Linked DNA regions of Homo sapiens: region 1 is linked to region 2. Evidence: read pairs that join two places in POLR2A ChIA-PET (ENCODE). Cell type or tissue: GM12878. All regions are shown on one strand. Each heading gives the region's core, and the rest is flanking DNA. Links, peaks and the distances in the headings are about the cores only. Region 1 overlaps CTDSPL2 (CTD small phosphatase like 2). Region 2 overlaps GOLM2 (golgi membrane protein 2).

Region 1 (16,666 bases), core at 6,340-14,339, 130 kb after region 2:
TAGGCTGAGGCAGGAGGATTGCTTGAGCCAGGAGGCTGAGAAATCAGACAACCATTTCAGGGTCATAGTTGCATAGTATAGAGGATAAAACTAATATTTTAGCTTGTAGGGAACAATAATTCAATAATTAATTGTAGATGAATATTAAAAATACTACTTTAGAATAATTTTAAAGTCACTTTCCCATCCTTATTAGTATGTTTAGTTATTGGTACTAATTTTTTCATCATAATTATTCATTATTAATTGGCTAAAAAAAGGAAAAGATACAAATGAAACCAATAGTTCTCTATTTCTCAAAAATATGGAAAAATATATTTTATGGGGATTCTTTGTCTAAAATGTATCTTTCAAAATTAGGAGCAATTCATTAAAATAAAATAGAGGCCAGGTGTGGTGGCTCATGCCTGTAATGATAGCACTTTGGGAGCCCTAGGTGGGTGGATGGCTTGAGCTCAGGAGTTCAAGACCAGCCTGGGCAATGTAGTGAGACCTTGTCTCCACAAAAAATGCAAAAATAGGTGGCACACACCTCTAGTCCCAGCTACTTGGGAAGCTGAGGTGGGAAGATCACCGGAACCCCGAGAGCTTCAGGCCCTAGTGAGCTGTGATCACGCCACTGCACTCCACCCTGGGTGACAGAGAGCCAGTCTCAAAAAGAAAAAAAAGAAGGAGAAAAAACATACGGGCCAGCCATGGTGGCTCACACCTCTAATCCCAGCACTTTGGGAGGCTGAGGCAGGTGGATCACCTGAGGTCAGAGAGTTCGAGACCAGCCTAAACAACATGGTGAAACCCTGTCTCTACTAAAAAAAAGAAATTAGCTGGGCGTGGTGGCAGGTGCCTGTAATCTCAGCTACTCGGGAGGCTGAGACGGGAGAATTGCTTGAACCCGGGAGGGAGAGGTTGCAGTGAGCCGAAATCGCACCATTGCACTCTAGGCTGGGCAACAGAGCGAGACTCTGTCTCCCAAAAAAAAAAAAAAAGAAAAGAAAAGAAAACATACTATGTGGAAAGTTCTTATTTAATGGCTATAAATTTAGAAGGTGTGACAGTTGATTACATTAAATTGGAGGCTTCATTTCCTTTGAAGTTTAGAGTTTGAGTTTAAAGGTAACATTTTTGTTTTACTAAAATGGCCATTGTTTTGACTAAACTTTTATTAATGTAAATACATCAAGTTTTTTAACATATGCAAATATATGTACATACAATATAATGGCCAATTTTTCCCTGATGAAAATTATGCTTCATTGGTAACTTTTTTTTTTTTTTTTTTTTTTGAGACAGAGTCTCAATCTGTTGCCCAGGCTGGAGTGCAATGGCGCTATCTTGGCTCACCACAATCTCTGCCTCCCAGGTTCAAGAAATTCTCCTGCCTCAGCCTCCCGAATAACTAGGATTATAGGCACGTGCTACTGAGGCCGGCTAATTTTTGTATTTTTAGTAGAGATGGGGTTTTACCCTGTTGGCCAGGCTGGTCTTGAACTCCTCACCTCAAGTGATCTGCCCACCTCGGCCTCCCAAAATGCTGGGATTACCGGCATGAGGCATGAGCCACCATGCCCAGCCCCATTGGTAACTTTTAATATAAATCATATAAATCACCTATATGAATACATTAAGCTTCATTTTATCCTACTTTGACTTTTTTTTTTTTTTTTTTTTTGGAGGCATGGTGTCGCTGTGTCACCCAGACTGGAGTGCATTGACACAATCTCTGCTCACTATAGCCTCTATCTTCCAGGCTCAAACCGTCTTCTCACCTCAGCCTCCCAAACAGTAGCTGGGACTACAGGAATGTGCCACCATGCCCTTTTTTGTATGTTTTGTAGAGACGGGGTTTCTCTGTGTTGCCCAGGCTGGTCTCAAACTCCTGGGCTCAAGCAATCCACCCAGTTCAGACTCCCAAAGTGCTGAGATTACAGATGTGAGCCACCGTGCCCTGCCTGTACTCTTTAAAAAATTTCTTTTCAGGTTGATTTCTGTTTGAGTAAGGTTTTGCAGGAACTTTTTTTTTGAGACAGAGTCTCGCTCTGTCGCCCAGGCTGGAATGCAGTGGCACAATCTTGGCTCACTGCCAGCTCCGCCTCCCAGGTTCACGCCATTCTCCTGCCTCAGCCTCCCGAGTAGCTGGGACTACAGGCGCCTGCCACTACACCCGGCTAATTTTTTTGTATTTTTAGTAGAGACAGGGTTTCACCGTGTAAGCCAGGACGGTCTCAATCTCCTGACCTCGTGATCCGCCCACCTCGGCCTCCCAAAGTGCTGAGATTACAGGCGTGAGCCACCGCGCCTGGCTTTTTTTGTTTGTTTTTTGTTTTTTTTTTTAAATAAGACTGAGTCTCGCTACTCTGTCGCCCAGGCTAGAGTATGGTGGCACCATCTCAGCTCACTGCAACCTCCACCTCCTGGGTTCAAGCGATTCTCCTGCCTCAGCCTTCTGAGTAGCTGGGATTACAGGCATGGGCCACCATGCCGAGCTAATTTTTGTATTTTTAGTAGAGATGGGGTTTCACCATGTTGGCCAGGCTGGTCATGAACTCCTGTCCTCAACTATCTGCCCACCTCGGCCTCCCAAAGTGCTGGGATTGTAGGCGTGAGCCACTGCACCCAGCCGCAGGAGCTTTTAATTTAGGGATTTTTTGTTGTTTTGTTTTTATTTTTATTGGTTTTAGTGTTTACCTATTCATCCCAAATTTATCCACCTACAAATACTACCCCCAGCATCTGTCTACCTCTTATTGGAATTTTCATGAAGCAAAAGATTACTACTGTAACATCACTCAGTGGGTTATGAAATTGAGACCACTCTAGGGCCTACCTGAATAACCCTCTTTCTTTGGAGAAGGTTTGGGTTTTATCTTTAAGTTCTGGTATTGATGCTAAGAACATGTGAACTAAATTAAACAGTTTACTGAAACAGTTTGTTATCTCCCTCTTCCAAAAGTATAGATTTTGGCTGTAGGGCTTTCTCTTTGGAATTGAGGTTGCCCAGTTCTGCCCAATAGAATCATACTCACTCCAGCTCTTCTTGTGACTGATTACTTTTAAACAATGAGATAGATAATAATAGCTAATAGCTATTGGCACTTTGAATGTACCAGACACTGTTCTAGGTACTTTACGTGTATTAACTTATTTAATCTTCACAACCACCTTATGATGTAGATATTGTTGTTATATCCTGTATTTTATAGATAGGGAAACTGAGGTATACAGAAGAGTTAAAAAATTGGTACAGCCACTTGTACACTTGTGGTATCTACTGATGGTAAGATAAGATTTTTTCAGTTAATTGTAGCATCTCATTCTTTTTTTTTCTTTTTTTTTTTGGAGACAGGGTTTCATTCTGCCACCCAGGCTAGAGTACAGTGACATGATCACATCTCACTGCAGCCTCAACCTCCTGGGTTCAAGCAATTCTCCTGCCTCAGCCCCCTGAGTAGCCGGGACTACGGGCGAGTGCCACCACGCCTGGCTAATTTTTGTATTTTTTTGTAGAGACAGGGTTTCGCCATGTTGCCCAGGCTAGTCTCAAAACTCCTGGGCTCCAGTGATCCTTTCACCTCGGCCTCCCAAAATGCCCTAGCATTTTAGGATTATAGACATTGAGCCACCACACCTGGCTGCATCTCATTCTTTATGTTCCCCAACTTTGTTTATTTTCTACTGTTTTAATTCTTCTTGCTTAATTAAATAAGAAATAGCACCTACCAGTCATCTTTTTGATTAAAAGAAAACAGATGTCATACTCTAAAGTGGATGATTCCTTGGATTCATCATTTTTTAAAACCTATTGCCACAATGTAGCAATAGGTTGGAAGGATGTCATGGAAAAAGTTTCAAAGATGTTTCTTTTTGAAAGTTATGGTCTGCCGGGCGCTGTGGCTAGCCCCTGTAATCCCAGCACTTTGGGAGGCTGAGGCGGGTGGATCACGAGGTCAGGAGTTCAAGACCAGCCTGGCCGAGATGGTGAAACCCTGTGTCTACTAAAAATACAAAAAACTTAGGCATGGTGGCGGAGCCCTGTCAGCTGAGCTATTCGGGAGGCTGAGGCAGAGAATTGCTTGAACCCGGGAGGTGGAGGTTGTAGTGAGCTGAAATCGCACCACTGCACTCCAGCCTGGGTGACAGAGTGAGACTCCATCTCAAAAAATAAAAAAAGAAAGTTATGGTCATATTATCTGGGCCTAAAAATCATTTAGAAATGTTTTTCCTAAAAAGACTCACATGTAATTTTTGGGGGGGTCATACTGTTAAAATTATCTATGATATTAGATTAAGGTTTGATAAACTAGTAGAAATTACTAAGTATATAACTTGAAATTATATAATTCGATGTGAGTTTTAATTTAGACTTTACCACATAATATGTAGAATCAGTTTATAAGTGGATTATCATTTTAATGACTGCCTTTTTTATTTTTATTTTTTTTATTTTTTAATTTTTTTGAGACACAGTCTTGCTTGATCACCCAGGCTGGAGTGCAGTGGTGTGATCTCAGCTCAGTGCAACCTCCACCTTCGCTGTTCCAGTGATTCTCCTGCTTCAGCCTTTCAAGTAGCTGGGACTACAGGCGTGCACCACCACCATGCCCAGCTAATTTTTTGCATTTTTAGTAGAGACGGGGTTTCCACCATGTTGGCCAGGCTGGTCTTGAACTCCTGACTTCAGGTGATCCGCCCGCCTTGGCCTCTCAAAGTGCTGGGATTACAGGCGTGACCTACCACGCCCAGCCAATGACTACTTTTTTAAAAATCCAGCTATGTTAACTATTAATAGCCTTTCAGTACTATCTATATACAATTTTTATCTTAACACACAAAAAAATAGACCATCAAGTATTATTCATATCAAGTAGTAGTAGTGTAGTGGGTTTTTTGAAATTATATATATGGCTGGGTGCGGTGGCTCATGCCTATAATCCCAGGACTTTGGGAGGCCAAGGCAGGCAGATCACTTGCCTTGCTGACATGTCAAAACCCCGTCTCTACTAAAAATACAAAAATTAGCCGGTTGTGGTGGCATGCGCCTATAGCCCCAGCTACTTGGGAGGCTGAGGCAGGAGAATCGCTTAAACCTGGGAGACGGAGGTTGCAGTGAGCTGAGACCACACCATTGCACTCCAGCCTGGGCAACAGGGCGAGACTCCATTTAAAAATATATATATATATATTCATTTTCTGTGTAAAATTTAAATTTTGGTAAAATCAGTTCACAACACCTTTTTTTTTTTGAGACGGAGTCTCACTCTGTTGCCCAGACTGGAGTGCAGTAGCGCATCTTGGCTCACTGCAACCTCTGTCTCCTGGGTTCAAGCAATTCTCCGGTCTCAGCCTCCCCAGTAGCTGGGACTACAGGTGCATGCCACCACGTCCAGCTAATTTTTGTATATTTAGTAGTATATTTAGTAGAGACAGGGTTTCAACATGTTAGTCTGGCTGGTCTCAAACTCCTGACCTCAGGCGATCCACTCGTCTTGGCCTCCCAAAGTGCTGGGATTACAGGCGTGAGCCACCATGCCTGGCACCACAACACTCTTTTACAGATATTCTGATAGATTTTCATTTTAAAAGTTTTGCATAATGAACATGTTCATAAATCTGTATCTTCAAGTAGTAGTCAATCTTGAATAGTTTTTTAAATATAATTATTTCTTATTATGGCTTTAGGCATTATTTTTAAACTTTTGACATTTTCCACAATATATTTGGTTTACTGAGAAAATATTAAAATTATTTGTACTATAAATAAAATATTATCGATTTGAAGAAACATGTATACTAGACTGAAATGAAGCTTTTGGCCTTTGGGAGATTACATAATTTTGAAGAGCTGCAAGTTTCAAGAAGGTAAAATACTAAGTAGAGAAAGGAGTGGATTAAGGAAATGTAGAAAATGGGAAGTAGGCAGCTCAGGAAAGGAATCTTTGTATGAGAGTAAAATTAGAAGAAAAATGGAGCTAATGCTATTTGTAGAATAGATTTTGAAGCATTTGGAGGCATGTCTATGTGTGCATCTGTCTGTTTTTGTATCTCTGACCTAACACAATAAAGTAATGGTAGTCTCAAGAGTTAAACTCATTGTATTATATGTACCTGACAGATGTTCTTTATTTGTTCTTACCAGACAGTACGTAGTGCTTCTTGACTTATATATTTCTGTTCACGCTTACCTATATCCAAATAACTTAGACGCTGCTGGCCTTATGTCTCATCTCTACTTCTGTTTCTGAGATTTTCCTTTGCATCACATGGCACAACCCCATGTGGCCCTAACCCCAGCCCAGTACCTTTCTACGTTTCTTCCCACTTTCCTCCCTCATTCTCTGCCTGTGTCTTTTAATACTGAAACACCTTCTTGTTCACATGGTGAATCTGTTCTGAGGATAGGAACTATTATTTTCAACAGTTACTCTTTCCATTCTCATAGTAAAGAAACACTCTAGCAATATATTCCTTTATCTTCAGTGCCACCTCTTATCCCCAGTAAACAAACACATTTTGAAAGCAATGTCAAATTTTAAGATGCATGTTATATTTAAGTATAGTTAAAGTAGTAGTATGCACAATGAAGTTATAGCTTTGACCTAATCTGGAAGTCACTGTATGAGAAGTTGGAAAATGTCACCTTTGAACAATGTTCCACTTACTATGGCTGGAAAATATTGTTAACTAGACATATTCTTGTGCAGTGGAATTGTGTCGTGTTCAGAGGCAATAAATCTCAAAGAGGCCCTGCTTATCTTAGTTTACTGCAGGTTGAATATCCCTAATTCAAAAAATGCGAAATCTGAAATGCCTCAAAATCTGTAATTTATCACCAGGTGTGGTGGCTGATGCCTGTAATACCTCCCCTGGGAGGCCGAGGCGGGGAGATCACCTGAGTTCGAGAGTTTGAGACCAGCCTGGTCAACACGGTGAAAACCGTCTCTATTAAAAATACAAAAATGAGCCGGATGTGGTGGCACACGCCTATAACCCCAGCTACTGGGGAGGCTGAGGCATGAGAATTGCTTGAACCTGGGAGGCAGAGGTTGCAGTAAGCCAAGATCATGTTACTGCACTCCAGCCTGGGCAGCAGAATGAGACGGTCTCGCAAAAAAAAAAAAAAAAAAAAAAAAAGAAAATCTGAAACTTAGTCGGGTGTGATGGGTCATGCCTATAATCCCAGCACTTTGGGAGGCCAAGGCAATATTGCTTGAGCGTAAGAGTTTGAGACCAGCTTGGGCAACATAGTGAGATAGTGAGAGCCCATCTCTACCAAAAAAAAATTGTTTAAAGCCAGGCATGGTGTTATGCACTTGTCATCCCAGCTATGTGGAAGGCTAAGACAGGAGGATCACTTCAGCCCGGGAGGTCGAGGCTGCAGTGGCCATGTTTGCACCACTGCACTCCAACCTAGACAACAGAGTGAAACCTTGTCTTAAAAAAAAAAACAAAAACAGCCTGAAACTTTTTGAGCACTGACATGACGTTCAAAGGAAATGCTCATTGGATCATTTTGCATTTTCAGATAAGGGACACTCAACCTGTATATGGAGCAAGTGATAATAGGGATATTGAAAATAAAACATTTATATACATGAAAAAATGAAATATTTTTGGTTACTAACTGCATGTGAGTGATGAACACTGGCAACAAGTAAAAGGTTCTGATAGTTTATAGTTTATCATCTACCTTGAGATGGAATTCAGAAAAAGTATTGGCAGAATAGATGGGTTGTTCTTAACCATCACAAATCTGTTTTGAAAAGACTCAGTTGATTAAAATGATTTTGTTAGTAAAATAATATACATAAAAATCTGTTGTTGTTTGGCTTACCAAAGAAGGTGTGTGTGGTTTTCAATCAAGGCTACAAACTACACCAAATGTTTCAGGATGAAAATGTTAAAATTGATTAGAAGAACAACTATCGTTAAATTTTTTAGACCTCATCCTAAACGATGGTGATTGGATGCTGAGGATTTGGTTCTTTTTTTCTGCTTTGAGGAGGGGTATGTGGTTTACTTTGTTTTTGATCATCAAGACTGATAGGATTAGGCCGGGCGGAGTGGCTCACGCCTGTAATCCCAGCACTTTGGGAGGCAGGCAGATCACTTGAGGTTAGGAGGACAATGTGGTGAAACCCCATCTCTACTAAAAATACAAAAATTAGCCAGCCATGGTGGCCCATGCCTGTAATCCCAGCTGCTCCGGAGGCTGGGGTAGGAGAATTGCTTGAACCCTGGAGGTGGAGGTTGCAGTGAGCCAAGATGACGCCACTGCATTCCAGCCTGGGGGAAAGAGCAAGACTCCTTCTCAAAAAAAAAAAAAAACTAATAGGATTAAAAACAAGTAAACCTTTATCTAGCCCAGAGATGGGGACAGAGTGATATTATTAGCACAGTAATGATCATTCAAAATTTGTCTTCTGGCCTGGCTTGGTGGCTCACGCCTGTAATCTCAGCACTTTGGGAGGCCAAGACGGGCGGATCACCTGAGGTCAGGAGTTTGAGACCAGCCTGCCCAACATGGCGAAACCCCGTCTCTACTAAAAGTACAAAAAGTTAGCCGGTCGTGGTGATGAGCACCTGTAATCCCAGCTACTCCGGAGGCTGAGGCAGGAGAATCACTTGAACCCAGGAGGCGGAGGTTGCAGTGAGCCAAGATCATGCCATTGCACTCCAGCCTGGGCCGTAAGAGTGAAACTCCATCTCAAACAAACAGAATTTGTCTCCTATAAGTGGTCAGTTCTTAAGGAAATTCTCTATTTTGCCCTAAAACATTCCTAGAACTAGATTTTTGTCATGGGGGCATTTTTGTGTGCATGTATATGGATGCCAGAATTGAAACTCCACTAAGCCTGGGTTTGAATTTGTTGCTACCACAAGGTGTTTGGTTTGTTTTTAATCTGAATCCGTGAATCTAGTTCAATAAATACTTGTTATTCGTGGTATTTGAAATTATAATAGTAGTCACCTTTGAATGAAGTATAGTATTTTTCTTTCTGTAAAATTTTGTAACAAAATGAATACAATTTAGAGGAGTCAGAATGTAAATAGTTTTAATGGTTGCTCATGGCTTTTTGAATATTAGATTATAGGAGCTATATTAAATGTAGGCAAAGAGAGACACAGAAATAAGAAAATAATGTATGTAAAGCAGTTCTGTGGGTACTGTAGTCTTTTCTGATACTGACCAGTAGGTTTTGAGAACTGTTGTGTTTGACTGTTATAATTTTAATCTCAAGTAGCCAATAGTGCTAATTTAGATGCCACATCTGAGTCATTAAATGTAGAATAGGAAGATTGATTTCTGAAAAACTGAGGTTATTTAAACCCATCAATCCAGACGTCTCCTTTTGAATATAATTTACCTTGATATAAATTTAAAATAGAGATATTTTTAGCAGGTGGTTGTTTGAAGGAATTCTGAGTAATTATTGAGGAAGGTCATTGAGACAGGTCAGCTAGAGGTGGACACAATAATTGGATGGATGCTACCTGGCTGGAAGATGGAGCTTACTGGTGGATCAAAATCTCAGAGGGAAACTTTCCATTTTTAGCTTAAATGTTTATTAAAATTACATACCAGTGAAGTACTGTATGCTGCTATTAGTAAAAATGACTTGATCATCAGTGATTATTATTATCCCACCAAAGAGATTGGTTTAAGTGATCGCTTGTATGTGAAATATACTTGGTTTGAGTGGTACTTAGTTAATATTTCTATACTTTAAAACATGAACTTTTTCATTATAATCAAAGTTAGAATACAGCACATCTTAAAAAGAAGTGGTTTCCCATTGTATGTTTATTTGCTGAAACTTATCTTTGTATTTCCTTAGGTTTATGTGAGATTAAGACCATTTTTCAGGGAATTCCTGGAACGAATGTCTCAGATGTATGAGGTAAACATGCTTAAGCTAATTACATATGTATTTTTATTTTATTCAATATAGTACCCATATTTAGACCATGTATAATGATTACTTCTTTTCCCCTGAATTTATAGATCATTCTTTTTACTGCTTCTAAGAAGGTGTATGCAGACAAGTTACTGAACATACTAGACCCTAAAAAGCAACTGGTCAGGTAAATTTAATTAAGAAATAGTGGAAATGTCTGTCACACTGATCTATGAAATTACTGATTCTATTTCATTTTAATGGCCATTTTCAGTTGGCTGCATATGTGTTGAATGGTGAATATAAATGAATTTTTTAAGCCCCTAAACTCTTTAAAAGAGTTCCTAATGATGGAACTCCAGACAGACGTTCTTTAAAGGATACAAAGATCCAGTGCCTTTATTCACTGTGACATCTATATCCTCATTTCTTTTGGGATTGGGGAAGACGGGGGTTGGGGGGGTTGTGTGGAATTTTTCCACGTTGTGCATGATGTTTCATCTCCATATGTCTCTGAGGTAATGCATGTTAATTTACTTTTTAATGGCATAGAGAAATAAAAATTATTTTTTAACAGAAAGGATCAAATTAAGCCCTTGCTTTTTTTGAAAGCAAATTTATCTTCCATGGAAAGAAAATGTTACATGAATCTGATTGGAAATTACAGTGGGTTTAGTCACTCAGGTTATCCTGACTGGACTCAGTTCCTTGTGTGTGCCCTGAGCCAGCAGATGCAGTGTTTTCCTGGTTAGTGGGAGTGCCGTGGTGATTTTAAAATATTATGATAATTAGTTCCATTATTTTGTCAGCTGAAGTGAGATAGTAAGACTGCAGCAGTCTTGCTGTATCCTTTAAGAGGAGGGGTTAATCTTTGAATTTTTGATCAAAAGCTGAGAGAGATGACACAAACGGCTCATAAAAGCTTTAATAGGGCCAGGCGCGGTGGCTCACGCCTGTAATCCCAGCACTTTGGGAGGCTGAGTCTGGCTAATCACCTGAGGTCAGGAGTTCAAGGCCAGCCTCACCAATATGGAGAAACCCCGTGTCTCTACTAAAAATACAAAATTTAGGTGGGCGTGGTGGCGCATGCCTGTAATCCCAGCCACTCGGGAGGCTGAGGCAGGAGAATCGCTTGAACCCGGAAGGCGGAGGTTATGGTGAGCCGAGATCGTGCCGTTGCACTCCAGCCTGGGCAACAAGAGCAAAACTCCATCTCAAAAAAAAAGACTTTAATAGCTGGGTTGGTTGGTTGGTTCGTTCGTTCTTTCTCTCTCTCTTTCTTTCTTTCTTTCTCTCCTCTCTCTTTCTCTATTTCTTTCTTTCTTTTTCTTTTTTTTTTTTTTTGAGGCGGATTCTCACTCTGTTGCCCAGGCTGGAGTGCAGTTTGCAATCTCTGCCTTCTGAGTTTAAAAGATTCTCCTGCCTCAGCCTCTCGAGTAGCTGGGACTACAGGTGTGTGCCACCACACCTGGCTAATTTTTAGTGTTTTTAGTAGAGATGGGGTTTCATCATATTGGCCAGGCTGGTCTTGAACTCCTGACCTCAAGTGATCCACCCACTTTGGCCTCCCAAACTGCTGGCATTACAGGCGTGAGCCACTGCACCCAGCCCAGCTGAGTATAAATTTTCTTAAATACTTTTCCCATGTTGTCTTACTGGAAAATCCTAAAGTGTATTTTCTGCTGTTAACAGTACCTTTATTATTCAGTGGTTGCAAGTATACTGAAAGGCTTTTCCTAATGTTCATATTTTGGAAGGTTTTTTATTCTAAATAAAGCTGTGGTATCTTTTGTTTTTTAATCTAAAGGGTCAAAATAAGTAAGCTGCAGTCACACAAATGGGAAATGGTATTTTCTGTTCACAAAAGTATATTGTAATTTATGCTAATTTTACCTCACTTTACTAAAGTATACCCAGTGATTTTGTTTTGATGACTTCATTCATTATAATGATTTCTGTTCAGCATCTCCAGTATTCCAGGGAACAGTGGTGAGCAACACAAGCTCTTCCCTCTTGGAGCTTTCATTTACTAATGAGGAACAAATGATAGTCATGTTATGACAATGTGTTATAAATTAACAATCCTCTTTTAAACTAGATTTATAAAACCTACACACTTGAGGGTTTCCATTTGTTCTATCTAGATGTATTTTGAGAAATCTGAAACAAAAGCTTGTTTTTTTGTTTGTTTGTTTGTTGTTTGAAACAGTCTTGCTCTGTCACCCAGCCTGGAGTGCAGTGGTGCGATCTTGGCTCACTGTAAACTCGGCCTCCCAGATTCAAGCGATTCTCCTGCCTCAGCCTCCTGATAAGCTGGGATTGCAGGCGCGCATCACCACGCCCAGCTAATTTTTGTATTTTTAATAGAGACGGGGTTTCATCATGTTGGTCAGGCTGGTCTGGAACTCCTGACCTCGTGATCCGCCCACGTTGGCCTCCCAAAGTGCTGGGATTACAGGCGTGAGCCACCGCGCCTGGCCAACAAAAGCGTTTCAAAGAGTAGATTGTGAGTGCTATAGGGAATTGTCTGTGTTGGTGACAAGGTAGACTCTAAGAAATTCCTATGATCTAGGCTGAGTGCCGTGGCTCACGCCTGTAATCCCAGCACTTTGGGAGGCCAAGGCAGGCGGATCACGAGGTCAGGAGTTCAAGACCAGCCTGGCCAACATAATGAAACCTCGTCTCTACTAAAAATACAAAAAAAATTAGCTGGGCATGGTGGCAGGCGCCTGTAATCCCAGCTACTCGGGAGGCAGAGGTTGCAGTGAGCCGAGAGTCTGCCATTGCACTCCAGCCTGGGCGACAGTGGGAGACTCCGTCTCAAAAAAAAAAAAAGAAGAAAAAAAGAAATTCCTGTGATCTCTAAATCTCATGAGTTTCTAACACAAGTCTGTACTCACATGGATGATCTGCTCTTTGATGACTGGTACAAATAGTTTTTTTCTAAAAATGCAAATACATGCTATACACCCTCAGATTCCTGAATGAATAATTGGAAGGCTTTTACTGTAATTTAATTAAAATAACTGTAGTATCCACGTACAGATTCAGTTGTCTCCTGTCTCAATGAGTTTGCCACTATCGGTGAAGAGGCATCAACAGTGACTTGAATTTACATGCTGTATCTGCCTTTCCAGTTTCCTCATATCTAAATGTTTATAGAAATAAAACAGTGAATCTTATTTAGGCCCAACCAAGGCTTGAATTAATTTACTTAGTCTTTTTTGTTGTTGTTTTTTCAAAGTAGAACTGACTAAACTTTCCCGGGGCCAGATGATCGTTTGACTGTGATTATTAAAGTTATTCCTTATAATAAGGGGGAAAGAACTGCTTATACATTTTGTCTGTTCGTTAAATTCTTCCTTTTTGCCATACCAACTGGCACTGATAATTTTAAGGTTGAGTTTTTATTTGTGTGTGTATATGTAGATTTTTATTTATTCTTGGTAGCACTGTGACAGATTTTGTGGGTAGAAAATACCAGTTTCTTGAAATTGCATAATTTAAAATACAGGTCCAAATAGGTCCTAGATTTTGTAAAATTGTTAGTGTGATTAAGACACAAGGAAGACAACTTACCAATTATTAATATATACAGAATAGAGTACTTCAAGGTAGAAAAAAATTATATGAAACAATTATTAGTAATGTTCAGAGACTAGTATTTTGAGTATAAATTGAGATTATAATAATCACTTTAGTATTGTAAAACCTTTAATAGCTTTCTAAAATGATGTAGTATTTTTCTATGTGAGTGAAATATCAGTTTACATTTATAATACTTGATACTTAAATCTGAATTCCTCATTTCACTTAATCTTTTTTCAAATGATCATACACATATACTAAAAGAGGGGTGTTTAGGAAAAGTTGAAATGATGGAATGTTTTGGTCTTAGGACCTTTTCTCAAAAAAAATAAGGAAATCTAAAAAGCATTTTTTCAAATGCCAACACAAAAACATTCCTTCTTATATTTTCTATTCTGGCATGTACAGGGATAGGGAGGCTGTGTGGTCCACTGGTTAGAGCCAAGGACTGGGAGCCAGGAGGATCCTGGGTTCCAATGCGGGGCTAACCACTGACTTACTGTGTGACCTTGGGCAAGTCACTTGACCTCCTTGTTCCTCAGTCAACCATCTGGAAAATTGGTTAAAAAGCAGGACCTCGCTGACAACCAGATGCTGCATCTGAGCTGAGCTTTCTTGGGTAAATAAATTACAAAAACAATTTAGAGTTTTTAATCCCCCTTTATAATTTAATAATAACATTTTGGGATAAACTCAAGTTCTTTAAGGCATAGTAATATTTGGTTGTAAGCTTTCAGTAATTGCTTAGAATTTTTATAGTAAAATGGCAGCCCAACGCTTAGACCCATATTTGTGTTTGAATTTCCTTCAAGAGAGAAAATCATATGGCTTAAACTATAAAGCCTATGGTGTATATATATGTGTATATGTTCTACTTTTTAGAAAGTTTTTTTTTTTTAATTTGTTTTTATTTTTATGTTTAGGCACCGGCTTTTCCGTGAACATTGTGTTTGTGTACAAGGAAACTATATAAAGGACTTAAATATTCTTGGAAGAGATCTTTCAAAAACTATAATAATTGACAACTCACCACAAGCCTTTGCATATCAGGTAGGAAGAAAGTTGATAAACAAACTCAGATTGGAAAAAATACAATGAAGACACATGCTGCCAAACAGAATATGATGGGAGAAGAAGAAGAGAATTTTCACTGGTGGAATTTCCCTTTAATGTGTCATTTTTTTAGAATTAGAAATGACAAAGTGGTATATTCCTTTTGGAAAATTTTTACTTAAATGACATGCAGCATAAATGAAGAAAAACCTGAGTAAGAAAACTATAAGATAAGCATCATTGAATAGCATTCTTATCAGTTATTAAATCAGTAATTAGTAATTTAATCATAAACATATTTGAGTACTATAGTTAGTTTATGTTCTTCTGGTCTGGTTATTTGGTTTAATGTTCTGAAATATTTTCTTAGACTATTTTGTCAATATATTTGTACCCTTTGTTAATATTTCTTTGACGTATAACTACAAATGTAGATGAGTCATCCTTCCTTCCTTTTGTTTTTTTGTTTTTTTTTGTTTTTGTTTTTTGAGAAGCAGTTTCACTCTTGTTGCCCAAACTGGAGTGGAGTGCAATGGCGTGATCTTGGCTCACTGCAACCTCCGCCTCCTGGGTTCAAGCGATTCTCCTGCCTCAACCTCCCGAGTAGCTGGGATTACAGGTGTCTGCCACCACGCCTGGCTAATTTTGTATTTTTAGTAGAGACGGGGTTTCTCCATGTTGGTCAGGCTGGTCTCGAACTCCCGACCTCAGGTGATCGCCTGCCTCAGCCTCCCAAAGTGGTGGGATTACAGGTGTGAGCCACTGCGCCTGCCTGATGAGTCATCCTTTCAAGGTATATTTTAGATTATGAATATGTCCATGTGATATGATTTCTTTTTTCTTTTTTTTGTTTTCCTTTTTTTTTTTTTGAGACGGAGTTTTGCTCGTCGCCCAGGCTGGAGTGCAGTGGCACGATCTCAGCTCACTGCAGCCTCCACCTCCCGGGTTCGTGATTCTCCTGCCTCCACCTCCTTAGTAGCTGGCACTACAGGTGCGCGCCACTATGCCGTGCTAATTTTTTTGTATTATTAGTAGAGACGGGGTTTTGCTGTGTTGGCCAGGCTGGTCTCGAACTTCTGACCTCAGGTGATCCCACCTGTCTCAGCCTCCCAAAGTGCTGGGATTACAGTTGTGAGCTACCACACCCAGCCCCATGTGATAGGATTTCTTAGATTTGCTTCACAATAAGCCAGTCCAGAATAGGGATGATGCAAAGTGGATTGGAGTATAAACTAGATTTGTCCTGTGTTTCAAAATGTCTATAATAAAAAGAAAACAAGTGAAAAGCTGTATATGATACTAAGTTATATTTAGGTCCTTACTTTTATTTGTTTACATTTAAAAATGTCTTTTAAGAATTTCATCTTGGTTCCTAGTTAAAATTATATCAATTATCCTCCATCTCATATACAACATTTAGCCTAAATTTTAAAACATTTTATCCCAGAGATTATTCACCATAAAATAAATATGGCTTGCATTCTTGTTTTTAGGCTCCTCTTCAATGAAATACCATTAATTTGTTAAGTTTCTACTATATTTCAAGTTATCATCCTACTCGATGGGAATAGAATAATGAATGGGAGATATGGTCACTGTATTTAAGGGGAAAAAAAAGTATAGGCTTTTCTATATTCTCTTTAGATTGGCAGTGTCCCATCATTCACAGTGCCTACCTAGCATTGTACTAATTGTAACTATTTCTTGAAGGAATAATGGAATATTTTATTTATATTAATGATCCTTATAAAATGTATTTTAATGGAACTTTCTTGTTTAGTTTTATATACTCTGAGAAGAAATGACACTGAAAAACCAATAGGCTTCAATTTATTTCCTTATCCTCTGTCTCTTGCACTATTGAGTTGTCAAAGAAAAGTCTGGTGACATTACTTTTCAAAGGAACTTTTAGATCAGTGTTTACTTAATAAATCTTTGTTTATTTTTTAACTTTTTCCAAACTAGGTAAAATATAAGTAAAAGAGGATTTAATTACTTATTTATTGTTTTAGCTTTCTAATGGAATCCCTATAGAAAGTTGGTTTATGGATAAAAATGACAATGAACTCCTAAAATTGATTCCATTCCTGGAGAAGCTTGTAGAACTGGTAAGTGTAGCTTATCTTTTTCTG
Region 2 (16,666 bases), core at 5,705-13,704:
GGGTGGGGATACAGAGCTAAACCATATCAGCAGCCTAGCTATTAATGGTATTTTCTGATAGCAGCATGATATTCCCTGTTGACTTGTATATTTTTCCCCTGGCTCTCTGGTCTTCAATGAAGAGGACCGGGTTAAAATATAAAGAGAGCTGCTTTATTTATTTATATTTATTTATTTATTTTTGAGACAGAGTCTCCCTCCATTGCCCAGGCTAGAGTGCAGTGGTGCTATCTCGGCTCACTGCAACCTCCTCCACCTCCTGGGTTCAAGCGATTCTCCTGCCTCAGCCTCCTGAATAGCTGGGATTACAGGCACACACCATTATACCCGGCTAATTTTTGTATTGTTAGTAGAGACGGGGTTTCGCCATGTTGGCCAGGCTGGTTTCAAACTCCTGACCTCGTGATCCGCCCACCTCAGCCTCCCAAAGTGCTGAGATTACACGCATGAGCCACCCCACCTGACCGAGAGTTGCTTTGATATCAATCATTGTCATGATATTGTTTGCAGTCTACTCTGCATCTAATTTTCCCCAAACTTTCATTGTTTTTAAGCTCACATTTGTTACAGGTTTTTTCTTAATTTGTTTGAGAAGTATTCTTAATTTGTTTGACTTAGTACTTTCTTATCTGAAGATTTATAGGCTGGGCACAGTGGCTCATGCCTATAATCCCAGCACTTTGGGAGGCCAGGACAGGAAGATGGCTGGAGCCTGGGAGTTCCAAGACCAGTCTGGACAACATAGTGAGACCTCCTCTCTACAAAAAAAAATTTTTTAATTAGCCAGGTGTAGTGTTGCATGCCTGTAGTCCCAGCTAGTCAGGAGGTTGAGGTGGGAGGACTGCTTGAGCCCCGGAGGTCGGGGCTCCAGTCAGCTGTGATCACACTGGTGCACTCCAGCCTGAGTAACACAGCAAGACTTCTCAAAAAAATTAAAAAAATGAATGCTTATCATAAATGGTTTATAATGATAAATTAAAAACCATGGAAATCTTATAGGGAGGGTTCATTAAATTTGTTATATCCATAAAAGTGTAATATGTAGCCACTAAAAAGGATGATGCTGAGCTATATTTATTGGCATACAAAGATATATATGTTGGGCCGGATGTGGTGGCTCACGCCTGTAATCCCAGCACTTTGGGAGGCCGAGGTGGGCGGATCACCTGAGGTCAGGAGTTCGAGACCAGTCTGACCCACATGGAGAAACCCCATCTCTACTAAAAATACAAAATTAGCTGGGCTTGGCGCATGCCTATAATCCCAGCTACTTGGGACGGCTGAGGCAGGAGAATCGCTTGAACCGGGGAGGCGGAGGTTGTGGTGAGCCGAGATCGCGCCATTGCACTCCAGCCTGGGCAACAAGAGCAAAACTCCGTCTCAAAAAACAAAACAAAACAAAACAAAAAACAAAGATACCTATGTTGTTTCTTGTTTTTAAGACAGTGTTTCCCTCTGTCACCCAGGCTGGAGTGCAGTGGTGGCTCACTGCAGCCCTAGCCTCCTGGGCTCAAGTGATCCTCCCATCTCAGCCTCCTGAGTAGCTGGATTACAGATGTGTGCCACCCCACCCAGCTAATTGTATTTACTTTTAGTAGAGACAGAGTCTTGCTAGGTACCCCTGGGCTCAAATGATCTTCCTGCCTTGGCCTCCTAAAATATTGGGATTACAGACATGAGACACTGTGCTCAATCTGTATCTGTGATTTTTTAAATTAAAAAGAAAACAGGTTACAAGAAAACAAGTATAACATAATCTCATTTTTGTGGAGGAAAAAAATAGATACTTGTATATGTATACACAAGTATCTCCTATACAAAATTGGAGGGTAAGGTTAGCACTCTTAATTGTCTCCAAGTCAGCTAGCATTTTTCTAGATCATCGTTTGTTTCAGTACGACTAACTATAATAATTACCTCTTTTTTTAATTTTTAATTTTTTAGGTATATAGTAGGTGTGGGGCTTATAACTATTACTTCTGGCCTCTGGGAAGCCCTCTAACTATTCTATCCTAGGTATAAATAAATACCTTTCTCCTTAGTTCAACAAAACCAAGGCTGGGGTTTTCTAAAAGGAATTTTTCAAGAAAACAAAAAAAGGAAAGTAAACAAAAGGCAAAATAAAAGCATAGAAATCAAAGTGTTTACAGGATACACACTGCTTTTTCTTATGTCAGTAAAAGTCTATCCACCAACTAGTTAAGTTGTTACAGTTTATGGGGCTCTAAAGTTTTTGGGAGCTGGGCATGATGGCTCACGTCTATAATCCCAGCAGTTTGGGAGGCCAAGGTGGGACAATTGCTTGAGGCCAGGAGTTTGAGACCAGCCCGGACCACATAGTAAGACCTCGTCTCTACAAAAAATAAAATATTAGCCAAGTGTAGTAGTGCAAGCCTGTGGTCCCAGCTACTTGGGAGGCTGAGCTGGGAGGATCACTTGAGCCCAGGAAGTTGAAGTTGCAGTGAGTGATGATTTTGCCATTGCCTTCCAGCTTGGGCAACAGAACAAAACCCTGTCTCAGAAAATAAAAAATAAAAATAATCCTTGTGACTCTGCAACCCAGGCTGGAGTGCAGTGCCGCGGCCTTGGCTCATTGCAACCTCCACCTCCCAGGTTCTAGCAATTCTGGTGCCTCAGGCCCCCAAGTAGCTGGGGTTACAGGCGTGTGCCACCACGCCAGGCTGAATTTTTTGTATTTTTTAGTAGAGATGGGGTTTTGCTGTTTTGGCCAGGCTGGTCTCAAACTTCTGGCCACAAGTGACTCACATGCCTCGGTCTTTCAAAGTGCTGGAATTACAGGCGTGAGCCACCTTTCCTGGCCCCTTGTGGCAATTTTTTACCCAGATCTCTCTAGCCAAAACTATAAAATTGAGAGTTTTGATTCAGCACTATCATTTGGTAATAATGTAGAGAAAAATGGAATGACGTGGAAAATATGTGTAAAATACAAATAAAAAAGATTATAAGATAGTATATATGATATAACCCTAATTTTAAGGTATACAGTATAATGTACAGAAATAAAAAAAAACCCACCAGAGAGATACTCTTCAGATGATAACAGTGGTTATCTTTAAGTTGTAGTACTACAGTTAAAGTTTAATTTCTTTGTGCTTTTCTATTTTTCCAAGTTTTCTATAGGAACATGTTATTAAGAAGTATATATATATATTTTTTAAATTATTTATTTATTTATTTATTTATTTATTTTTTTGAGACGGAGTCTTGCTCTGTCACCCAGGCTGGAGTGCAGTGGTGTGACCTCGGCTCACTGCAAGCTCTGCGTCCCGGGTTCACGCCATTCTCCTGCCTCAGCCTCCCAAGTAGCTGGGACTACAGGTGCCCGCCACCACGCCCGGCTAATTTTTATTTTTTTGTATTTTTAATAGAGACGGGGTTTCACGATGTTAGCCAGGTTGGTTTCGATTTCCTGACCTCGTGAGCCGCCCGCCTCGGCTGCCCAAAGTGCTGGAATTATAGGCGTGAGCCACCGCGCCAGGACTTTTTTTTTTTTTTTTTTTGAGATAGAGTTTTCACTCTTATCGCCCAGGCCGCAGTGCAGTGGCCTGATCTCAGCTCACTGCAACCTCCACCTCCCAGGTTCAAGAGATTCTTCTGTCTCAGCCTCCTAAGTAGCTGGGATTACAGACACGCACCACCATGCCCGGCTAATTTTTTGTATTTTTAGTAGAGATGGGGTTTCACCTTGTTGGCCAAGCTGGGCGACAGAGCAAGACTCTGTCTCAAAATAAGTAAATAAAAGAAAAGAAAAGAAAATTTGAGCAACTAAAAATAACATATTCTTAATACCTTACCTAACTTGTGTCAATTTTTATTTGTGCTATGCATATAAAAAGGTCTCACTGTTGAAGATCACTGTATCTGAAGAGATTCATTTTATTTATTTATTTATTTGAGATGAAGTCTCTGTCACCCAGGTTGCAGTGCAATGGCGCGATCTCAGCTCACTGCAACTTCCGCCTCCCAGATTCAAGTGATTCTCCTATCTCAGCCTCCTAAGTAGCTGGGATTATAGACACGCACCACCACGCCCGGCTAATTTTTTGTATTTTTAGTAGAGATGGGGTTTCACCTTGTTGGCCAAGCTGATCTTGAACTCCTGACCTTGTGATCTGCCCACCTCAACTTCCCAAAGTGCTGGGATTACAGGCGTGAGCCACTGCGCCCAGTCCATTTTATTAATTCATCAAATCTTTGTTGAACTTCTCTTACATGCTAGGCATGTTCTAGATGTTGGGGATATAGTGGTGACGAAGACAGTTTGTACTGTCATGGAGCTTATATTCTGGGCAGATTTATTGGTCAAAAAAATCTGTGATGGGGCCGGGCGCGGCGGCTCACACCTATAATCCCAGCACTTTGGGAGGCTGAGGGAAGCAGATCACCTGAGATCCAGGGTTCGAGACCAGCCTGGCCAACATGGCGAAACCCCATCTCTACTGAAAATAAAAAACTTACCCGGGCGTGGTGGCGAGCGCCTATAATCCTAGCTATTACGGAGGCTGAGGCAGGGAGAATCGCTGGAACGCGGGAGGCAGAGGTTGCAGTGAGTTGAGATCATGCCATTGCACTCCAGCCTGGGAGACAGGGCAAGACTCTGTCCCCCCACCAAAAAAAAAAATTCTGTGATGAATGGTACAGTGTATCAATTAGTAACTGTAAATAAATTAGCATACCAACTATAAGGATTACAAAATTAGAATAAACATCATAGAATTAGTGCAATGTAAATTGATTCACGGTGGTTTTTTTTTTTTTTTTTTTTAGAAATCATAGTATCAATGGGAATAATATGGATTTATTTTTTTTCTTCTAGCTTTAAGGAAGCCTCCTATTTCAGTTTCTCAACATGAAAGTCATCAAGCAATCTCCCATCTTCCAACTGGACAACCTCTCTCCCCAAATATGCCTCCAGGTATGAAGGCTTATGCTTATAATTCCATTTGAAACCAACTTACTAGTCATGTACAGTTATATAGTGTATAAAATATATCACTTAGCAGTATAGTGAAATAGCATTTATTCTTTGAGGTAATGTTATTTTTTTTTAGACTAGTAAAAGCAGAGAGAAATAATAATCTGAAACTCCACTTTATCTGGTGGATTGTTAGTCTTTTTCTTAAGAACAGAAGAATTATTTATTATGCCACTCTGAGCTACATTCCCTTTCCTCTCTGCCTGCTATACAGGTTTAGCTTCTTCAAAATGTGTTCAAATTTATCTCATAGAGGCCTTCTATAAATTACAGTGCCCACCTATATTAAAATCTTCGTACTTATGAATGTATTTGTTTATTTTCTAAACACTCATTCCATTTTATAGAACATTTCCCTGAAATGAGAGTAGATATGATTGAAGAGACCTGCTTAAGGGAGATGATGGAAAGGAAAAAGGTCAGAGTGGAATAGGATGTTTTGGGATCCAAAATTAAAGTCATTGATGAGGATAAAAAGGGAGGTGGGGAAAGAGAGGTGGTATCCAGTAGATAATGCTAAGAAAGAATCAAGAGTCAACACTTGTGAGTCACTGTATAGTGAAGATGACTTAGAGAGTAGAAATTTCAAAAGCCTTACTGGATTTTGGAGATTTCTGATAGTGATATGGAATTTGGAGGGAGGAAAAGATATGAGTATCATTGCTATATTAATCTATGGATTTCTACTGTATATCTTTTTGGTGAATAAGTTTATGGCCATTAGTGGAGATACTCACCTGGGAATGATCAGTAAACTTCCCACAGCTAAAATCACATTGGTTATAATACTTGATTAAAGAAATGAGAATAAACCTTTAAAAAAAAAAAAAAAAGCTTTGTGGCTACCCAATGTTAAACAATAGTGTGTCTTAGCTTTCTAAAGCAGATCTTGTGAAATTCATCTTTAAAAGATTAAATTAAATTATATTCTTTTAATTTGATGTTTTTATGCCACAGATTCACACATAAACCACAATGGAAACCCCGGTACTTCAAAACAGAATCCTTCCAGTCCTCTTCAGCGTTTAATTCCAGGCTCAAACTTGGACAGTGAACCCAGAATTCAAACAGATATACTAAAGCAGGCTACCAAGGACAGAGTCAGTGATTTCCATAAATTGAAGCAAAGTAAGAATCAATTGATGAATATTATGCTAAAAATATTTCTTTAAATGTAATATGAATTAAGGTCTTCATTATTCTGCTCTCTAATAAATGTATAGTGAAGTTATATATATTTAAAGAGAAGGTATGAAAGTGTCAAAATTTAAAGGAAATACAGGTTTTAAATGGATAGATACGATTTTAAAGAAAACTTTAAAAAGGTTCTCATGTTCTCCATTGTTAAATAATAAATTTCAGGTGAGTTGACTTTTTTTAAAAATACAATTAGTTCTTATGAATATAAACTTTTTTGGAGAAATGAGAAAAATATATTTTGATAGGCTTACAAATGAAAACTTTGATTAGGGAGGAGAGAAAATAAATAGTTTTGAAAAATGGAACATTCTGGGAGAAACATACACTCTGGGGGATTGCCTTAGTAGATTGCTCAATACTGCTTCCTCCTCCATTCCCTGCAATTGCATTTTCCTCATTTAGATGTTAGAAGTATAAGAAAAAATTCTAGTAGTAGAATTTGAGGCAGGAGAGTGTCCCTTAGATCAGCTTCCTTAAACTGTGCTTTTCACTGGTTCTGCTTTTCATGGCATCTTCTTACCTTCAATTCTGAATAGACAGAATCTCTAAAAGCTTCAGTTTGTCTTTGGTTTATTTATTTATTTTTAATTTTTATCAGTCACCAGGAGTAAGATCAAGTCTTTGGTTTTTATGATGGCTTCTGTCTATGGCAGCAACTGTGCAGAGCACTGGTTAGGCAGTTATTTGTACAAAGATTGCGTGTAAGCTAATAATTGAACAATGTTATATTTGTGAATTTATTCAAGGTATTTTATTTTATTTCTTTATTTTTATTTATTTATTTTTAGAGACGGGGGTCTCGCTTTGTTGCCCAGGCTGGTCTTGAACTCCTGGGCTGAAGTGATCCTCCCGCCTTAGCCTCACAAAGTGCTGGGATTACAGGCGTGATTCACTGTGCCCAGCCTATTCAAGGTATTTTTGTTGATCTTGTAACAGTTATTCAAATTTATTCATATATGTGAATGTATAGTTTGCATTAATTTAATTGGCTTTCCTTTCTTTTTTCTTTTTTTCTGTTTTCTTCAAATAGGAAATTCCTTGATATTTTAAAGCATATCTGTGTATCTTGACCAAAGTATTGTGTGAAAAACATTTTTATTACAAAGATTTAGCTAACATTTTAAATATAATGAAAAAATATTTCCTCAAAATTGGGTTGGGGGATTGGCCTGAAAACTTACATCTCAACAAGAAGAGGTGTACAGTAAGAGCATAACAAATAAAATATCTTAATTTGATCACTTAAGATTTTCTTCTTTTTTTTTTAAATTTTTTTTGAGATGGAGTCTCACTCTGTCACCCAGGCCAGGAGTGCAGTGGCAGGCAGGAGTGCAGTGGTGCAATCTCAGCTCACTGCAACCTCCGCCTCCCAGGTTCAAGCGATTCTTCTGCCTCATCTTCCTGAGCAGCTGGGATTACAGGTCCACATCACCATGCCTGGCTAATTTTTGTATTTTTAGTAGAGATAGGGTTTCACCGTGTTGGCCAGGCTAGTCTCGATCTTCTGACCTCAGGTGATCCGCCCGCCTCGGCCTCCCAAAGTGCTGGGATTACAGTCATGAACTACTGCTCCCGGCCAAGATTTTCTTCTAAACTTATATTTATTCTATACATTTTTTTAATTGTTGCCTTACCTGTATATATTTTTTTAACTGATATTTGGGTAAAGAAGGTGGTTGGAAATAATTGCTCGGAAATTATTACTCTCTACAATAATTTTGAAAAGAGCCTAGGCATGGTGGTACACAACTGTAGTCCCAGCTACTTGAGAGGCTGAGGCAGGAGAATCACTTGAACCCGGGAGGCGAAGTTTGCAGTGAGCCAAGATTGTGCCACTGCACTCCAGCCTGGGCAACAGAGCGAGACTCTGTCAAAAAAAAAAAAAAAAAAGAAAAGAGCCTATTGAGTTTTAAACCCTCACTCCATATTATTTTCCATTTATCATTAATGTATATGGAGAGTTGAAATCAATGCATGCACAATTTTGTGATTTACTTTGACATTATTTCTTACATTCCTTTTTACTTAATTTAAATTTTTATTAATATATACACATATATTCTGTATATATTATATACATATACAGAATATATGTATACATATACATATATTCTATTGTGCTTAGGCAATAATAACAGTTTACTTAGGTCTCCTCTCATTGTTTAGATCATTTCGTATTTTCTCATTGTAGCTGTCATGATTGTTACTATCATTTTTTTTCTCCAGTTATTTCCTGTTCTTCCTACTTTGCGTGTTCCTTTAAAAGTATAGTCCTCAGAACGAAATTACTGGGTCAAAGCACTTGACTAGCTTTATAGCACTTGTTAAATAGTGTCAGATTGTTCTCTAGAACAGTTTTAAAGTGTCACTGGAGTTATTTAAGTTTAGGGGTTTCTCTGTGGCCTGGCCACATTGATTTTTATCGTTTTTATAAGGTATTTAGAATATAACGTTTCCTTAAAAATGTTTTAATAATCATTTATTCTGGTGGCCTATATTTATGTGAGTAATTTTATTATAATTATTTCTTGGTATATAATCTGTGCATCAGTTTTGACCACTTAGCCTGAAAACTTTGTAGATTTGTTCTATTTATTTGTATCAACTCTTTTCTTTTTCTTTTTTTCTTTTTTTTTTTTTTTTTTGAGACAACGTCTCACTCTATCACCCAGGCTTGGAGTGCAGTGGTGCAGTTGTGGCTCACTGCAGCCTTGACTTCCTGGGTTCAAATGATCCTCCCTTCTCACCTTCCTCAGTAGCTGAGACCACAGGCATGTGCCATCACACCTGGCTAATTTTTAAAATTTTTAAACAAAAATGAGGTCTCGTTCTGTTGTCCAGACTGGTATTGAACTCCTGTGCTCATGTGATCCTCCCATCTCAGCCTCCCAAAATGCTGGGATTACAAGCGTGAGCCACCATTGCCCAGCCCCGTATCAAATCTTTATAGATAATTCAGATTTATCACAGTTTTCCTCTTATATTGTCGTTCCTGATATAAGACTTTCTTATGCTTTATCATGCAAAAGTTTTTTTAATTAAAAATAATTTTTTGTTTTGGTAAGTTACACGTAAAATTCACCAAAATGTACAATTCAGTGGCATTTAGTGCATTCACAAAGTTGTACAAACTATCACCACTCTAGTTCCAGAATATTTTCATCACCCTGAAACAAAACTCTGTACTCTCCTACCCTCAGCACCTGGCAACCGCTAATTTGCTTTTTTCTCTCTGTCTATGGAGTCACCAATTCTGGATATTTCATATAAAAGGAATCATACGGCCAGGCGCGGTGGCTCATGCCTGTAATCTCAGTACTTTGGAAGGCTGAGGTGGGTGGATCACAAGGTCAGGAGATCGAGACCATCCTGGCCAACATGGTGAAATCCCATCTCTACTAAAAGTACAAAAATTAGGCCGGGCACGGTGACTCAAGCCTGTAATCCCAGCACTTTGGGAGGCTGAGGCGGGCAGATCACGAGGTCAGGAGTTTGAGACCATCCTGGCTAACATACTGAAACCCTGTCTCTACTAAAAATACAAAAAAATTAGCCGGGCGTGGTGGCGGGCGCCTGTAGTCCCAGCTACTTGGGAGGCTGAGGCAGGAGAATGGTGTGAACCCAGGAGGCAGAGCTTGCAGTGAGCCAAGATCGCGCCACTGCACTCCAGCCTGGGCGACAGAGCGAGACTCCATCTCAAAAAAAAAAAAATTAGCTGGGCGTGGTGGCGCATGCCTGTAATCCAAGCTACTTGGGAGGGTGAGGCAGGAGAATCACTTGAACCAGGGAGTTGGAGGTTGCAGTGAGCTGAGGTCACGCCACTGCACTCCAGCCTGGCAACAGAGCGAGACTGCATCTTAAAAAAAAAAAAAAAAATCATACAGTATGTGACCTTTTGTGTCTGGCTTCTTTTATTTAGCATAATTTTTCTGAAGTTCGACCATGCTGTAGCATGTAGCATCTATCAGTATTTTATTTCTTTTTATGGCTGGATAATATTCAGTTGTATGGATACATTTTGTTTATTCATCTGTTGATGTATATATGGGTTGTTTCTATATTTTGGCTATCGAATAGTGCTTCTATGAACATTTATGTACAAGTTTTTTTGAACATCTGTTTTTAATTCTTTGGGTATGTACCTAGATGTGAAACTGCTGAGTCATATGATAGTTCTATGTTTAGCTTTTTGAGGAACTGCCAAACCATTTTCCACAATAGCTGTACCATTTTACATTCCCACCAGCAACGTATAAGAGTTCCAATTTCTCCACATCCCCTCCCTCCCTCCCTTCCTCCCTCCCTCCCTCCCTTCCTCCCTTCCTTCCTTCCCCCCGCCACTTTCATTCATTCCTTCTACCATGTAGTACATATGAAGTGATGTTTCCTTGTGGTTTTTATTTGCATTTCACTAATGACATTGAGCACCTTTTCTGTGTACTTTCTGGCCATTTGTATATCATCTTTGGAGAATTGTTCTTTCAAGACCTTTGTCCTTTTTTAAAATTTACTTTTAGAGACAGAATCTAGCTTTGTCACCCAGGCCAGAGTGCAGTGGCACAGTCATAGCTCACTGCAGCCTCAAACTCCTAGGCTCAAGTAATCCTCCTGCCTCAGCCTCAGTAGTAGCTATGGCTACAGGCATACCCTACCATGTCTGGCTAGTGTATGTATTTATTTTTTAGCTTTTGTGGAGATGGGGTCTTGCTGTCTTGCCCTGGCTGGTCTCCAACTCCTGGCCTCAAACAATCCTCCCATCTTGGCCTCCCAAAAGCACTGGGATTATAGGTATGAGCCACTGGGCCTGGCCCTTTGCCCATTTTTATGTTGGGTTATTTGTCTTGGTTGTTGAGTTTTAAGAGGTTTTTGAAAAGGTATTCTGGTTACTAGACCCTAATCAGGTGTATGATTTGCAAATATTTTTGCACAGTCTATGGGTTGTCTTTTCATTCTTGATAGTGTCCTTTCATGCACGAAAGTTTTTAATTTTGATGAGGTCCAATTTATCTATTTTTTGTTTTTGTTCATACTTTGAGTATCATATCTAAGAAACCAGTGCCAAAATCATGGTAATGAAGATTTCCCCCTGTGTTTTCTTCTAAGACTTTCATAGGTTTAGCTGTTATATTTAGGTCTTTCATCCATTTAAAGTTAGTTTTTGTATATGGTTTGAGGTAAGGTCTAACATAATCCTTTTGTGTGTGGATACCAGTTGTCCCAGCAACATTTATTGAAAAGACTCTTCATTTCCCATTGAACAATCTTGGTATCCTTGTCAAAAATCTATTGACCACAGATATATGGGTTTATTTCTGAATTATAAGTTCTGTTACATTTATCTATATGTCTCTCCTTATGCCAGTATCATACTGTTTTCATTGCTATAACTTTGTAGTAAGTTTTGAAATTGTGAATTATGAGTCCTTCAACTTTGTTCATCTTTAAGATTATTTTAGCTCTTCATGATCCCTTGTAATTTTATTGTAGGATCTGCTTTTCCATTTCTACTAAAAAGGCAGCGATATTTTAAAAGGAATTGTGGCTAGGCACAGTAGCTCACACCTATAATTCCAGCATTTTGTGGGGCCAAGGCAGGAGGATCACATGAGGCCAGGAGTTCAAGACCAGCCTGGGCAACGTAGCAAGACCCTATCTCTAAAAAAAATTTAAAAATTAGCCAGGCATGGTGGCACAAGCCTGTAGCCTCTGCTACTGTGGATGCTGAGGTGGGAGGATTGCTTGAGCCCAGGAGTTCAAGGTTATGGTGAGCTATGATTGTTCCACTGCACTCCAGCTTGGGTGACAAAGTGAGCCCTGTCTCTGAAAAAATAAAATTAAAAAATTGGCCGAGTGCGGTGGCTCATGCCTGTAATCCCAGCACTTTGGGAGGCCGAGGCAGGCAGATCACTGGAGCCCAGGAGTTTGATACCAGCCTGGGCAACATGGCAAAACCCTGTCTCTACAAAAAATACAAAAACTACCCACATATGGTGGCATGCACCTGTAGTCCCCGTTACTTGGGAAGCTGAGGTGGGAGGATCACTTGAGCCCAGGAGGCAGAGGCTGCAGGGAGCTGAGATTCTGAGATTGTGCCATTGCATTCCAGATTGGGCAGCAGAGCAAGACCTTGTCTGGAAAAAAAAAAAAAAAAAAAAAGGAATTGCACTGAATCTGTAGATCACTTTGGAGAGCACTGCCATCTTAACAATATGAGGTCTTTCAATCCATAAATATGGGATGTCTTTCCATTTATTTAGGTCATCTTTAATTCCTTTCAGCAATGTTTTGTAGCTTTTAGTGCACAAGTCTTGTGCTGCCTTGGTTAAATTTATTCCTAAGCATTTTATTGTTTTGATGTCATTGTAAATCGAACTGTTTTCTTAATTTTCCTTTTAGACTTCTTGCTAGTGCATATAAATATGACTGATTTTTGGCCTGGCCTGATGGCTCATGCCTGTAATCCCAGCATTTTCGGAGACCGAGGTGGGTGGATCATCTGAGGTCAGGAGTTCGACACCAGCCTGGCCAACATGGTGAAACCCCATCTCTACTAAAATACAAAAATTAGCCGGGTGCAGTGGCAAATGCCTGTAATCCCAGCTACTTGGGAGGCTGAGACATGAAAATCGCTTGCACCAGGAGGTGGAGGTTGCAGTGAGCCAAGATCGCGATACTGTACTCCAGCCTGGGTGACAGAATGAGACACTCTCTCAAGGAAAAAAAAAAAAAGAAATAAGACTGATTTTTGTGTGTGTTGATCTTGTATCATGCAGCTTTATACAACTTGACACAAAAGGTCTTTATTTGTATATATTCAAGCATATTGATCTAGACTCTTATGATGATTTTCATTTCTCTTATAGAAGATCATTTCTTTTATAAAAATCATTTCTTTTATTCTATCTGGACATAAATATACTGTTCTTTTTTTTGTTTTTGAGACGGAGTCTTGCTCTGTTGGCCAGGCTGGAGTGCAGTGGCGCAATCTCAGCTGACTAGAACCTCTGCCTCCTGGGTTCAAGTGATTCTCCCACCTGGCCAATATGGTAAAACCCCATCTCTACTAAAAATACAAAAATTAGCTGGGCTTGTTGGTGCATGCCTGTAATTCCAGCTACTCGGGAGGCTGAGGCACAATAATCTTGAACCTGGGAGGCGGAGGTTGCAGTAAGCCAAGATTGCGCCACTGTACTCCAGCCTGGGCAACAGAGCAAGACCCTGTCTCAAAAAAAAAAAAAAAAAAATCGTTAGTATTCTTGTGTTTATTCAGCTTTGCTTTCCATAGAGTAAAAACTATTTAGTTATAAGAAAAATTTATTTTATTTTAGTTATTTAAGAGACAGGTGGCCTGGCACAGTGGCCCATGCCTGTAATCCTAACACTGGGAGGCCGAGGCAGATGGATCACTTGAGCCCAGGAGTTCAAGACCAGCCTAGGCAACATGGTGAAACCCCGTCTCTACAAAAGATACAAAAATTAGCTGGGCATGGAGGCGTGCTCCTGTAGCCCCACCTCCTTGGGTGGCTGAGTTAGCAGGATTCTTTAAGCCCAGGAGTTAGAGGCTGCAGTAAGCCATGATCGTGCCACTGCACTCCAGCCTGGGCAACAAAGCAAGACCTTGTCTCAAAAGAAAAAAAGAGAGAGGGAGAGAGACAGGGTCTTGCTGTGCTGCCGGGCTGGATTCAAACTCCTGGGCTCAAATCATCCTCCTGCCTTAGCCTCTTGAGTAGCTGGGATTTATAGGCATGCATCACTGAGCCCAATGAAAATTCATTTTTTTTTTTTTAGACGGAGTCTCGGTCTGTCGCCCGTGCTGGAGTGCAGTGGCGTGATCTTGGCTCACTGCAAGCTCCGCCTCCCGGGTTCACGCCATTCTCCTGCCTCAGCCTCCCAAGTAGCTGGGACTACAGACGCCTGCCACCACGCCCGGCTAATTTTTTGTATTTTTTTAGTAGAGACGGGGTTTCACTATGTTAGCCAGGATAGTCTTGATCTCCTGACCTCGTGATCTGCCTGCCTCGGCCTCCCAAAATGCTGAGATTACAGGCGTGAGCCACCACGTCCAGCTTGAAAATTCATTTTTAAGTACAGTTTTGCTTTATAGTTTTCTTCTTTTTTGACTTACAATTTTTTTCTTTCATTTAACACTTGTCAAATCATTATTTGTATCTAAATCATTATTCTCAAAAATTTCATTGTGGCCGGGCACAGTGGCACACGCCTGTAATCCCAGCACTTTTGGAGGCTGAGGCAGGTGGATCACTTGAGGCCAGGAGTTCGAGAGCAGCCTGGCCAACATGGCAGAACCCTGTCTCTACTGAAAATACAAAATTACCCAGGTGTGGTGGTACACGCCTGCAGTCTCAGCTACTCAGGAGGCTGAGTGGGAGGATTGCTTCAATCTGGGAAGCAGAGGTTGCAGTGAGCCATGATCACGCCACTGCACTCCAGCTTAGACAACAGAGTGAGACCCTGTCTCAAATAAATAAATAAGTAAATAAAAAATAAAAGCACTTGATACTCTGTAGGTACAAAATAACATGCTGTTAGAAAAAAGTTGAAAATTTTATTGAAAACACTATTAGAAAAGGAGGGGAAGTCCTTAGACTTTATATAGTTATCACCACAATTTTTGTTTTGTTTTGTTTTTTGAGACAGGGTCTCACTCTCTCACCCAGGTTGTACTGCATTAGCACGTTCATAGCTCACTACAACCTTGACCTCCTTGGGCTCAAGGGATCATCCTACCTCAGCCTCCTGAATAGCTGGGACTACAGGTGTGTGCCACCATGCCTGGCTAATTTTTGTATTTTTGCAGAGACAGTTTCACCATGTTGCTCAGGCTGGTTTCAAACTCCTGAGCTCAAGCAGTCCTCCCACCTCAGTGTCCCAAAGTGCTGGGACTACAGGCATGAGCCACCATTCCTGACCTCACTACAAATTTTTTGGCAGCTTTAACTTTAGTATTTTTGTTTTATAGCTTAATATATCATACTTATATTGATATATTTATAAAGAGCTGCATATTTTTGTAAATTTAATTTTGTATTACCACATCATGCAAAAGTGGCTAGAACATTTTGGGGTATATTTCACCATATTTGGAAGATGTATTTGGGTTAGTTTAATTTAAACTTTAGAATGTAGGCTATGTGGTGACACAAAATATAGTTTAGGGATACTTCAAAGAAACAGACATCTTCCAAAATAGTTGAAACTGAAAATCCAGGCGAGGCCTACATGTTTGCCAGCTAGGAGGGACATACCATTTGTATTTAGATGCTTTGAATAGAGATAAGAATTTACTTCAAATGTCAGCTCCCATATGGAAAGTCATGAGGGTGGTTACTCCAAACAGTAGGGAGTGATTGTTGATCAAATTGCTTCTCATATTGGCTTTTCTGTATAGCAGCAGGGTTTCATTTATTTAACAGTGGTTATTAATCATTCTCCCAAGGAACACTGGAGAGGCAAGCTAGTGTATCACAGAATACCTGATCTTCCTTTACATATAGAATTTTTTTTTTTTTTTTTGAGATGGAGTTTCACTCTTGTTGCCCAGGCTGGAGTGCAATGGCACGATCTCGGCTCACCCACCGCAACCTCCACCTCCCAGGTTCAAGTGATTCTCCTGCCTCAGCCTCCCAAGTAACTGGGATTACAGGCATGCACCACCACGCCCGGCTAATGTTATATTTTTAGTAGAGACGGGGTTTCTCCATGTTGGTCGGGCTGGTCTCGTACTCCTAACCTCAGGTGATCCGCCCGCCTCAGCCTCCCAAAGTGCTGGGATTACAGGCATGAGCCACCATGCTCAGCCCCCTTTTCTAAGGTCCCTCATCCCATTTATAAGAGTGGAGCCCTAATGGCCTAATCACCTCCCAAAGGCCCCATCTCTTAATATCACCACAGTAGGGATTAAGCTGCAACATGAATTTTGGAGAGGACACATTCAAACTGTGGCAATTATTAGTTACCTAAATTGGCTCATGAAGATTTGAAAACTTGAATAAACCAATAATCATTAAATAAGTTGAATAGGTATCAAAAGTTCCCCCCTTCCCTCAAAAGAGACTGGTAAAAGTTAATGAGAGTTTAGCTTGATTACTAATTCAGGGTCACTGTATGAAATCAAGCAAACCAAAAACTGGTTCTTTGAAAAGGCAAGTGAAATTGGAAAGACCAGCCAGGTGTGGTGGCTCACACCTGTAATCCCAGCACTTTGGGAGGCTGAGGCGGGCAGATCACGAGGTCGGGAGATCGAGACCATCCTGGCTAACACGGTGAAGCCCCGTCTCTACTAAAAAAAATACAAAAAATTAGCCGGTCGTGGTGGCGGGCGCCTGTAGTCCCAGCTACTTGGGAGGCTGAGGCAGGAGAATGGCGTGAACCCGGGAGGTGGAGGTTGCAGTGAGCCAAGATTGCGCCACTGTACTCCAGCCTGGGCGACAAAGTGAGACTCCATCTCAA

Evidence for each region. ChIA-PET counts read pairs that join two places held together with the same protein. Peaks named below come from ENCODE experiments on the same cell type or tissue, not always from the same donor. Only the 100,000 strongest peaks of a DNase experiment are listed, where the experiment ranks them.
Region 1: POLR2A ChIA-PET joins it to region 2 with 5 read pairs; 4 of 35 experiments call an interaction of 5 or more read pairs at or near these places.

What each region holds. Positions count from the first base shown.
Region 1 is chr15:44,504,765-44,521,430 of GRCh38, forward strand. It overlaps CTDSPL2 (CTD small phosphatase like 2), which reads left to right. Exons shown (of 13, transcript NM_016396.3): 9 at 9,834-9,896; 10 at 10,001-10,080; 11 at 14,405-14,531; 12 at 16,547-16,642. Among named protein-coding and RNA genes, the nearest start is that of EIF3J-DT, 24 kb to the right of the region's middle. In GM12878, for the core only: no CTCF peak of the experiment used is centred there; no DNase peak of the experiment used is centred there.
Region 2 is chr15:44,374,853-44,391,518 of GRCh38, forward strand. It overlaps GOLM2 (golgi membrane protein 2), which reads left to right. Exons shown (of 10, transcript NM_138423.4): 7 at 4,838-4,936; 8 at 5,954-6,124. Among named protein-coding and RNA genes, the nearest start is that of CTDSPL2, 44 kb to the right of the region's middle. In GM12878, for the core only: no CTCF peak of the experiment used is centred there; a DNase peak (open chromatin) is centred at 10,399; H3K4me3 peaks cover 306 bases; H3K27ac peaks cover 1,943 bases.